Linked DNA regions of Homo sapiens: region 1 is linked to region 2. Evidence: read pairs that join two places in POLR2A ChIA-PET (ENCODE). Cell type or tissue: PC-9. All regions are shown on one strand. Links, peaks and the distances in the headings refer to the core of each region. The heading gives the core; the rest is flanking DNA.

Region 1 (5,377 bases), core at 165-5,164, 93 kb after region 2:
AGAAGGTAACAGTATATTCTAGCCATTCAGAGCCCGAGCTTTGGCCTCATCTGCATCTGGACTTCTGTCCCAGTTCTGTCACTGACTAGTAGTGAGATCATGGGCCAGTTATTTTATGAACTTTGGAATTCCCAGATATAAAGTTGAGACAATAATGCCTGCCTTGATTGATTAGAGTGAGAATTAAATGAGATACTGCATATAAAGTGTTTAGTGTATATACAGTGCCTGGCACTGAGTAACAGCTTCCAATAAATGGCAAGTGTTTCTGTCATTATTCCATCACCTCCCTTGAGACTAAGAAGAGTGAGGAAGCATTTCTAAGCTCAGCAACCCAACTCCTTGGTTCTAGAACCCAACTTCCTGACTCTCCTCTTGCTCCCTGTGGTGTGAGTCATACGGGAGGATGAGGTGGCCCAGGTTTTTGGTGCAGAGCCCTGGGTCCAGATCAGCTGTGTCCTGCTGGCTGTGGGCATGTGACAGCCTCTCTGAGACACATTTTCCTCTGCTGTGAGATGGGATACCCCCTACACATGGGGCAATTGTGAAGGATAAATGAAAGCGTGGCACACAGCAACCACTTGATTTTCAGGAAGTCTGAATCAAAGCACAGAAGGACAGGGAGCCCTCTGCAAGCAGGGCCTGTGCATCCTTCAGGCACTCGCGGTGCCTGCTCAGCAAAGGCTTGTGGAACAAATGAAATGCCCGTGGAACAGTGACTGTTTACTGGCAGCTGTTACTCTGTGCCAGGGACTGTATATACACTAAACACTGTATATGAAATATCTCATTTAATCCTCACTCTGATCAGGCAAAGCAGGTATTACTGTCCCAACTTTATATCTGGGAGGACTGAGGTTCATAGAATAATTGGCCTATGATCTCACCACTAGATTAGTTACAGAGCTGGGACGAAAGCCCAGATGTAGACGAAGGAGGAATGAGACTTGAATATAGTAGGGTAGGTAACAGTGGCCCAGCCTGAAGGACATGACTCCATGTTGTTACAGGAAAGAGGCCCTGATCCAGACCCGAAGGGAGGGTCCTTGGATTTCGTGCAAGAAAGAATTCAGGGTGCATCCATAGAGTAAAGTGAAAGCAAGTTTATTAGGAAAGTAAAGGAATAAAGGATGGCTACTCCATAGACAGAGCAGCCCCGAGGGCTGCTGGTGCCGATTTTTATGGTTATTTCTTGATGATATGCTAAACAAGGGAACGCCTCCCCACCACCATTTTTTTTTTTTTTTTTTGAGATGGAGTCTTGCTTTGTTGCCCAGGCTGCAGTGCAGTGGCGCCATCTTGGCTCACTGCAACCTCCACCTCCCAGGTTCAAGTGATTCTCCTGCCTCAGCCTCCCAAGTAGTTGCAATTACAGGCACGTGCCACCATGCCTGGCTAATTTTTGTATTTTTAGTAGAGACGGGGATTCACCATGTTGGTCAGGCTGGTCTTGAATTCCTAACCTTGTGATCTGCCTGTCTCAGCCTTCCAAAGTGCTGGGATTACAGGCGTGAGCCATTGCCCCCGGCTGCTTCCCCTTTTTAGACCATATAGGGTAACTTCCTGACGTTACTATAGCATTTGGAAACTCTTATGGCACTGGTGGGAGTGTAGCAGTGACGATGACCAGAGATCACTCTTGTGGCCATCTTGGTTTTGGTGGGTTTGGGCCGGATTCTTGACTGCAGCTTGTTTTATCAGCAAGGTTTTTATGGCCTGTATCTTGTGCTGAACTCCTATCTCATTCTGTGTCTTAGAATGCTTTAATCATTTGGGAATGCAGCCCAGTACGTCTTGTCCTCATTTTACCCATCTCCTATTCAAGATGGAGTTGTTCTGGTTCACACGCCTCTAACAATGTGGCAACAGGAAGTGAGAACTTGAGTGTTTACGTTTTAGTGGTCATGGTTTTGCTGTGTGTTTGTGTGTCTCAGAATAGGGACATTGTCTTCAACTTCTTTGTATTTCCAAAGTGTGCAAAGCAGGCCCTGGACAAAGGACCTGTCACTGATGCTGAATTCCTGACTCAAGGACCGCCCAGAGGTGGGTGGAAAGGTTCAGAGGCAAGCTGAGTCACTGCTGGGCTGATAGGGGAAAGACTCCTGGGCTGTGTTTCGGGTGAAGGGCGTGGAGCTCTTGAAAGAACTGACTTGATTCTCTTCCTACCTTGCATAAGAATTTTGAACTTGACATTTCCATTTCAATAGGAGGGGAAAATACAGTATAATGAGAGGTAAAGCAGTTCTTCCTCCTCAAGTGGCTCAAGTTTCACTTGGACAGTGGACAAAACTGTTCACATAAAGCCAGGACAAACTCACTTGGACATTGATCGAAGGCGTATAAACAGTGGGCAAGGTCTTTCGGTCGGTCAGTTTCTCTTGCTTTGTCCATCAGCCACCCATTCAGCATTTCCTCTCTACTTCTAACAGCCCTGTGCACCTGCGCTGTGCTGAAAGCCCCCTCTTACCCCCAGCTTCTCTGCACCAGAGGCACTACTGTGCCCATTTTTATAAATGGAAAGCTGAGGTCGGAGAAACTAAGGGGTTTGCCCAAGGAGGAGGAGGAGACATCGACACATGGGGGTGATTGGTGTGAAGCTCTGTCCATCATCTCCTGCGTGTGGGTTCCTATTCACCGCGTGCTGCTCAGGCAGAGCCCACTCAGGAGATCTGTGCTCCAGGCTCTCTTCCATCTCTCACTAACAAACTGTAGGGGCTCAGGAAGTCAGTTCCTCCCTTGGGGCTTGGCTTCTTCCTCTATTAAGCTGGGGGAGTTAATCAGATTTGCTTTGAGACCCAAGCTTCTATGATGCTCCGGGACTTAAGGGAATACAGATCTCTGAGGGCCCATCTTCCATGTCTCATCACCTCACATGCCTCTCCTGAAAGTCTCAGGAAAAGGAGCAGATGGAAAGATGACATAGGGACCTTATATTTATTAAAACCTAATTTGCCCCAGCTGGGAGCTGTTCATCAGCGTTCCTGATCTTCATTAGGCCTGATAACTAATTTGCTTTGAATTCTTGGTATTTATAAACCCTTCTTTATTCTAGGATTACTATCTGTCCACTCCTTATGTCTAGAATGCTTTTCTTTCCCCCCGGAGAACTAGAGTAAGAATGACTTACCTTCGGTGGCCCCCACAGGAATGCCCTACTGTGCTGAGTTTTTGTTAAGAAGCTGCAGAGAAGAAGGCAGGGTAGGAAGGTCAGCTTAAAAAGAATGACCTTGGATGATTTTCTCTCAAAAGGTTTGGAGATTGTTTCTGACTGTTTATTAATTTGGACCATTTTGGGGACCTCCAGCGCTGTGAAACCTTAGCTCTTTTTTCTGGACAGGGATAAAAACATCTTTCCTGCTACTTTCTGTGACTTTACAGGAAACTTTTGGCTGTGCAGGACTGTCCTGCTCAACAATCACTTTTAATGCTTAATTCAGGGTCAGAGCTCTATGGATGACTCATTGTCTCTAGAAGAATGTCAGGTCCAGAAGGATGCCCTTGGCCTGTAAATGCTTTAAAGCACCACTGGCAATTCAAAACCTTGCCCCCTTGATTTTACTGGCTTAAATCTTGTTTTGAAGTCTTAGATACTAGACTTTAAGAAAATTATGGGGCCGGGCATGGTGGCTCACTCCTGTAATTCCAGCACTTTGGGAGGCCTAGGAAGGTGGATCACCTAAGGTCAGGAGTTTGAGACCAGACTAGCCAACATGGTGAAACCCTGTCTCTACTAAAAATAGAAAAAATTAGCCAGGTGTGGTGGCAGGCACCTGTAATCCCAGCTACTTGGGAGGCTGAGGCAGGAGAATCGTTTGAACCCAGGGGGCAGAGGTTGCAGTTAGCAGAGATCGCGCCACTGCACTCCAGCCTGGGCAGCAAGAGCTAAACTCAGTCTCAAAAAAAAAAAAGAAAAGAAAAAAAAGAAAATTACAAGAAATTGTTTGAAGAGGCCCAAACCACCCAGTCTTGGCAATCCCCATGGCAGCAGTGGGGACCCTGGAACCTTCCAAGTTCACACTTTATGGAAATGCAGAGACTGAAGAGTTCTTAGTGTCATGCACGTCCGTGTGAAGAGACCACCAAACAGGCTTTGTGTGAGCAACAAGGCTGTATTTCACCTGGGTGTACGCAGGCTGAGTCCGAAAAGAGAGTCAGCCAAGGGTGGTGGGATTATCATTAGTTCTTATAGGTTTTGGGATAGGCAGTGGAGTTAGGAGCAATGTTTTGTGGGCAGCGGGTGGATCTCACAAAGTACATTCTCAAGGGTGAGGAGAACTACAAAGAACCTTCTTAAGGGTGGGGGAGATTACAAAGTACATTGATTGTTAGGGTGGGGCAGAAACAAATCACAATGGTGGAACATCATCAGTTAAGGCTATTTTCACTTCTTTTGTGGATCTTCAGTTGCCTCAAGCCATCTGGATGTATACATGCAGGTCACAGGGGATATGATGGCTTAACTTGGGCCCGGAGGCCTGACACGCAGGACTGGCGCTCCAGCCTCTTCCTCCAGCTAAACCTAAAATCGTATAAAACTCCCAGGCCTAAGGAGTTCAGTTAAATTCACATCAATTCAACAGATGTATAGCAAAACCTTGCATTATGGCAGGTAAAACTGGTTACTATATTTGCTAATGTCCTTAATGTCAGTGGCTCAACACAATGGAAGTTGCTTTCTCATGTGAGGTCCAGGGGAGGCGCAGTAGAGTGGGAGAGGAGGGGTTTCCTCACAGCTGTTCCGGAATAGGGCCCAGGGGAGGCTCTGCCATGTGGCCTCGCCCTGTGTGTCAACACCCAGCCTGGGGAAGGAGGAGGGAGAGAGAGTGGGAGCTATCTTTTAGGAGAGAGCCACGGGGCAGTCATGGTGCCTGCTGTTGCTGGTGCAGACTCACTCACATGGTTCTGGCTAGCTCAATGTGTGAGGAAATGGGGAAGCAGAGCCTCCGGGCAGATGCTTTCCTGCAATAGCCCTGCATTCTACGGGCGAGCAGGCTCTTCGGTGGCTATGTCTAGCTGTCTCTGCCACACACCTACTATGCGCATGGCATCAGCTCCCAGAGAGCTAACAGTGTAGCCAGTGAGGACGTGCGCTTTGCTAAAAGGAAATCTGTTTTGCTTCTCTCCCCTAAACCAGTCTGGCAGCCTAAAGGCTATTGGTTCAGGCTTCGGCCTGTTTTCCTCAAACGCTGTTTTCATCAGTCCCTGCCTTGCTGGGAACTCCTGGGGACTCCTTGCTACACCACGGACACCCTCTTTTGCCTTTTGCTTAATACCAAGGGTAATGTGGCCCCTACTCCTGGGCCGAGCTTATCTCTCATGTCCCTTTGCTCCCCCACAGGGAATCGATCCTGCCCTAGTGGGGTGTCTGCACCACCAT
Region 2 (5,377 bases), core at 295-5,294:
AAAAGAAAAGGAAAAAGAAGAAAAGAATGGCAGCCCAGTGGAGTGGGCACCCTGAGACACAGCACGCTCACAAGGGGAATGCAATTCTGAGCCTTCTTTCCCCTCTCAGAGCTTCTCTTCTTATTTCTCCCCACTTCCTCTTCTTTCATCATACAGGCAAGTAAAACTCCCATCTGAATTGACAAGTATTTCTGAAAATACTTATTCCACATACATGAGCCTACCTGTTTTAGTGAAACAGTACTTTAATTGTCGAAGTTCACCACTGTACTGACACCTTAAGCTGCTTCCAAATCCCCAGTGCCTCCTTCAGACTTCCCCACTCACCAGCACCACCTGCTCTTCAGATCCCTGTCCTTATCAGCACCCTCCATCCTGGCACACAATTATGCATGCTCTTTTACTGGTCTTTAACTGTTTCACCTGGGTTAGTCTTGTTTTTGAGGCTAATTGCATGTTCCTAAAGACGGCCACCATCCGATGTCACCCTATGTGCTCCCCTTTAATGTAATATTGACCCTCTTCCAGTTGGTGGTGGGTCTGGAAGCTGGTGGATAAGGAAGAGAGTGATACCCAGTGATGCTGGGAAGGTGGGCAAAGGCAGGGCTGGCAGAGCGTGGCAGGTGTGATGAAACATTGTCCTTTATCACACAGGGGAATGATGTAATCCAACTGCTTTTTCTGTCTTTCATGCTATAAGAAGCAGTTGGTAGCAACGAATACAAGAGCTGCAGTTTTGTTTTTTTAGCTCCAGGATAAGGATGTTATAAAAATTATGAGGTCATTATTTTGGACTAAGATCCTGCACTGGGCTCCAGCTCACCAGACCAGAAGCCAAGATGGAGTCACTCATACTAAAGTTCCATGTCACCAAACCAAATCATCTGACTCTTGGAGAAATCAGGAGATAGAGATAATATCCCCAAATAGGCCAGTTTCAGTCAACATGATAATAAAGTTCCCTCTGCCTTTAATCTGCACAACAAAAAGTAACCTGAAATAGGCCAGGCATAGTGGCTCACGCCTGTAATCCCAGCCTTTTGGGAGGCCGAGGTGGGTGGATCACCTGAGGTCAGGAGTTCAAGACCAGCCTGGCCAACATGGTGAAACCCCGTCTCTACTAAAAATACAAAAATTAGCTGGCATGGTGGCGGGCATCTGTAGTCCCAGCCACTCGGGAGGCTGAGGCAGGAGAATTGCTTGAACCCAGGAGGTGGAGGCTGCTGTGAAGCCGAGATTGTGCCACTGCACTCCAGCCTGGGCAACAGAGCAAGACTCTGTCTCAATAAAAAAAAAGAAAAAAGTAACCTGAAATAACTTGATGTTAACTAATCAGTTACCTTTCTATTGTTCTGTTTTCCTGTTTCCACCTTACAAGGAAAGTAACTTTGAAAGGATCAATACTCCTTTTCTTGTTTGTTTCTGCTTTCTTCTACCCTTTTTTGTCTATAAAACCAACTCCTTCTGCTCAGTTTATTGGAACACTTATCCTATTTTACAGAATGGAGCGTTGCCTGATTCTAGAATCACAAAGCCAATTAAGATCTTCAAATTCATTCAAATTCTGTCTTTTGACAAAGAGCTATTATAGCTGGGAGACTCTCCTACCCAGGATCTTGTTCAGGAGGAGGAGAAGAAGGGAAATGGGCCTCCACCACAGGGCGGGGCAGTGTAGTAGGAAGGCTCAGGTCCAGCAAACTGGACTATATGGACACCTATGAGCTATGTGACCTTGGGGCAAGTTGTGTCCTCTCTGAGCCTCTGTTTCCTCATCTGCAAAATGGGGATGATAATGGTGCCCACCTGGACAACCTGCCCAGGATGGGGATGATAATGGTGCCCACCAGCACCTGCCCCACGGAGGGATCTGGTGAACACAGGAACAAGAACAGGAGCTCCTGATTCCCAGCTTGCTCAGCCTCTGGTTTAGTCTCTCCACCTTTAAAGACTTTAAGTGAGGTGTGCACTGGAGTCATGAAGGGAGGCAGGTAGGCGTGAGTCAGTCACTGACTATCTGAGCGACTTTAGGCAAATTGTTCTCTCAGGAACTCATTCTCTTCCCCTGTGAACTGCCCAGATCATTTCTAAGGTTGGTTATGAGGATCAACTTGAAAGGGCTTTGCAAACATCTGTTGCGAACGAGTGTGAAGTATGCGTGTTGCTCTTAATTGACATTTGACCTCCCATGTTCCCAGAGCTACTAATGTGTGGACAGAGTCTGCGGCCGTGGCAGGTGGCACACACTGGCAATGATGACCAGAGCCACGGTGACAGTGGCAGCCTGCTCCCTGGACTCTGCGTCCCGAAGCACGTGCCAGGCTGCAGCAGCATCCACAGTGGACAGGGAGCCACGGGAAGCGGGCTGCCATCAAGCCACAATTTCACCAGCTCTGCTCTTGGGTGGAACCACTACTTCCCGCCAGAGCTTGCAGATGAAGCAAAGAGGGGCCATGGAGGGATCCAGGGCTGACTGCTTGGAGCCTTGGTTTTCCTGCATTTTACAAATGGAGTTGTAGTCATAAACCTGCCACCTCATTTAATTTCCAGTGATGCTGTAAAACTAAACGAAATTTTGAAAATTGTGTAAGACCATTCAAATGCTTTTGAGGTTTTATTTTTTATGTTAATATATAGCTGTATTAATATAATACAATATAATAATGCAATACTTTCACTATGGAAAGTATTCTTGGGGAATGCGAGCTCTTCAAGTAGAAGAGACTCAACTAAATATTTTTGGATTTCCCAGGCATTAGTTAAGCTGCTGTTTATGAGAAATGGTGTCACACAATGACTAAAAGCACAGACTTTGGAGTCAGGCTGATCAGGCTTGATTCCTGACTTTGCTGCTTAAAGCTAATTTTGCATGCCTGGGCAACTTAGCCTCTCTGCATTGCAGTTTTCTAATCTGCAAGACAGGTTGATAATATAGTTGTCCCTCAGTATTCGTGGGGAATTGGTTCTAGTATTCCCCTTGGATACCAAAATCCACTGATGCTTAAGTCTCTGATGTAAAATGGTGTATTTGTATATAACCTACACACATCCTCCCATATATGTTAAATAACCTCTAGATTACTCATAACTCATACAATGTAAATGCTATGTAAATTGTTGTTGTACTGTATTGTTTAAGCAATAATGACAAGGAAAAATAGTCTATATATTCAGTACAGAAGCAAACCATCCTTTTTTTTTTTCCTGAGATGGAGTCTCACTCTGTCGCAGGCTGGAGTGCAGCGGCATTATCTCGGCTCACCATAGCCTCCGCCTCCTGAGTTCAAGTGATTCTCCTGCCTCAGCCTCCCAAGTAGCTGGCATTATAGGTGCCTGCCAGCATGCCCAGCTAATTTTTGAGTTTTAGTAGAGACAGGGTTTCACCATGTTGGCTAGGCTGGTCTCAAACTCCTGACCTCAAGTGATCCGCCCGTCTGGGCATCCCAAAGTGCTGGGATTACAGGCATGAGCCACTGCCACCGGCCATCCATATTTTTTTCCAAATACTTTCAATCCCCAGTTGGTTTAATGCATGGATTCGGAGGGCTGACTGTATAGTACCCACCTCTTAAGGTTATTATGAGAATTCAATGAGTTAACCTGTATCAAAGTGCTTTGAAGAGTGTCTGGCAAATAATAAGCACCATGGAAGGCCCTGCAGTGAGTGCCTAGCATGATTCTGGGCATGCCACAGGGGCTCTGTAACCTGTACCATAGTTTCTTTACACTTGTTCTCTTCTCCCACTGAGCAGACTGAATTCAGACATGCCCTGTGTAATAGAGTCTGACCCAATTTTTTTTTTTTCTTTTTTTAGACAGAGTCCGACTCCATTGCCTAGGCTGGAGTGCAGTGGCGTGATCTCGGCTTACTGCAACTTCCGCCTCTCAAGTTCAAGCAATTCTTGTGCCTTAGCCACCTGAGTAGCTGGGATTACACACGCATGCCACTAGGCCGGGCTAATTTTTTGCTATTTTTATTAGAGATGGGGTTTCACTATGTTGTCCAGGCTGGTCTCGAACTCCTGGCCTCCAGTGATCTACCTGCCTCAGCCTCCCAAAGTGCTAGGATTACAGGTGAGAGCCACCATGCCCAGCCTGACTCCATTTTTTTGATGTCTGCTGCTAATAGCTTTTAAGCATCACTCCTTTCTTTCCCTTTCTGAGATTCATTCTCCTCACCTGTGAATTGCCCCACATCTTGGCAAGCTGATCAGAAGGCCTGGATGTTCTCTCTTTCAGACACCTCTTTAAAAACTGCATGCCAGTCTTCTCTCCCTGCTCTCTCAAGCCATTTTTTTAGATGGAGTCTTGCTCTGTCACCCAGGCTGGAGTGCAGTGGCAAGATCTTGGCTCACTGCAAGCTCCACCTCCCGGGTTCACACCATTCTCCTGCCTCAGCCTCCCGGGTAGCTGGGACTACAGGCACCCACCACCACACCTGGCTAATTTTTTTGTATTTTTTTAGTAGAGACAGGGTTTCACTGTGTTAGCCAGGATGGTCTCAATCTCCTGACCTCGTGATCCACCCACCTCAGCCTCCCAAAGTGCTGGGATTACAGGCGTGAGCCACCGCGCTTGGCCAAGCCATTTTTGGAGTTGCTTGGGAACCACCTTGGGAGAAAGTTTCATTATGTGAGTAGTAAACCTTTTAACACCTTCTTGGTGTGTGTGTGTGGCATCAACAGTCTTGGCATCTGAACCAAATTTTGGGTGGAGTCTATTCTGTTTCTACAGAGTGGCTACAATGGTTTCTCTCTAATAATGCAATATGTGAAAAGGCCAATTACTGCTTATGAAGGAGCTAGATGAACTAATGTATAATATAAATGGAATGACTGCTAGCTTCTGGAGACTCTAGTCTAATCACAAGGGAAAGATGACACAAATTTGTCCTGTTGCCCTAAATCTTCCATTTTTGGTGGTAAAATACAGCTTTTTAGAGACAAACAGGACACATACTGGGATGCAGCCATCCTTAAGATAGCCCCAGCATTGGGTTTTAGTGTCTGAAGATTAAAGCAATTTGCTAGACCTGCCTTTGTAGAAGCAGGTTCAATGGGTGGTGGTTAGAGGAGGCAAGTTTCCCCTGAGAAAACATGACAGCTCTGTCCTCCTTCGCCCGACCCCCAAGTTTGCCCTCACTTCCCAATGGCACCCAATCCATCCCTGGCTCTTGCTTCCTGAGACCCTCCTCAGGATCTCCCAGCACAAACCAAATCCTATCATACGTCCCTCACAATGCCATCTTACCCAGAACCCCATGGTTTTCTTGGTGCACTCTCTCCATTGAAGCACAAGTTAATTAAACCTAACTCTGACCACAGGTGTGTTCCTGGTAGTCTTGGTTGGTGGCTCTGACAAAACCCAAGTGGTCTCACTC

Evidence for each region. ChIA-PET counts read pairs that join two places held together with the same protein. Peaks named below come from ENCODE experiments on the same cell type or tissue, not always from the same donor. Only the 100,000 strongest peaks of a DNase experiment are listed, where the experiment ranks them.
Region 1: POLR2A ChIA-PET joins it to region 2 with 6 read pairs; 2 of 35 experiments call an interaction of 5 or more read pairs at or near these places.

Annotation. Positions count from the first base shown.
Region 1 is chr13:24,627,619-24,632,995 of GRCh38, reverse strand. No RefSeq gene overlaps it. Among named protein-coding and RNA genes, the nearest start is that of ATP12A, 50 kb to the left of the region's middle. RefSeq lists enhancers at 1,446-2,025, 4,536-5,374. In PC-9, for the core only: no CTCF peak of the experiment used is centred there; a DNase peak (open chromatin) is centred at 2,055; H3K27ac peaks cover 571 bases.
Region 2 is chr13:24,720,315-24,725,691 of GRCh38, reverse strand. LOC105370118 (a long non-coding RNA gene) reads left to right here. Exons shown (of 4, transcript XR_941759.1): 4 at 2,196-2,576. Among named protein-coding and RNA genes, the nearest start is that of RNF17, 41 kb to the left of the region's middle. In PC-9, for the core only: no CTCF peak of the experiment used is centred there; no DNase peak of the experiment used is centred there; H3K27me3 peaks cover 1,965 bases.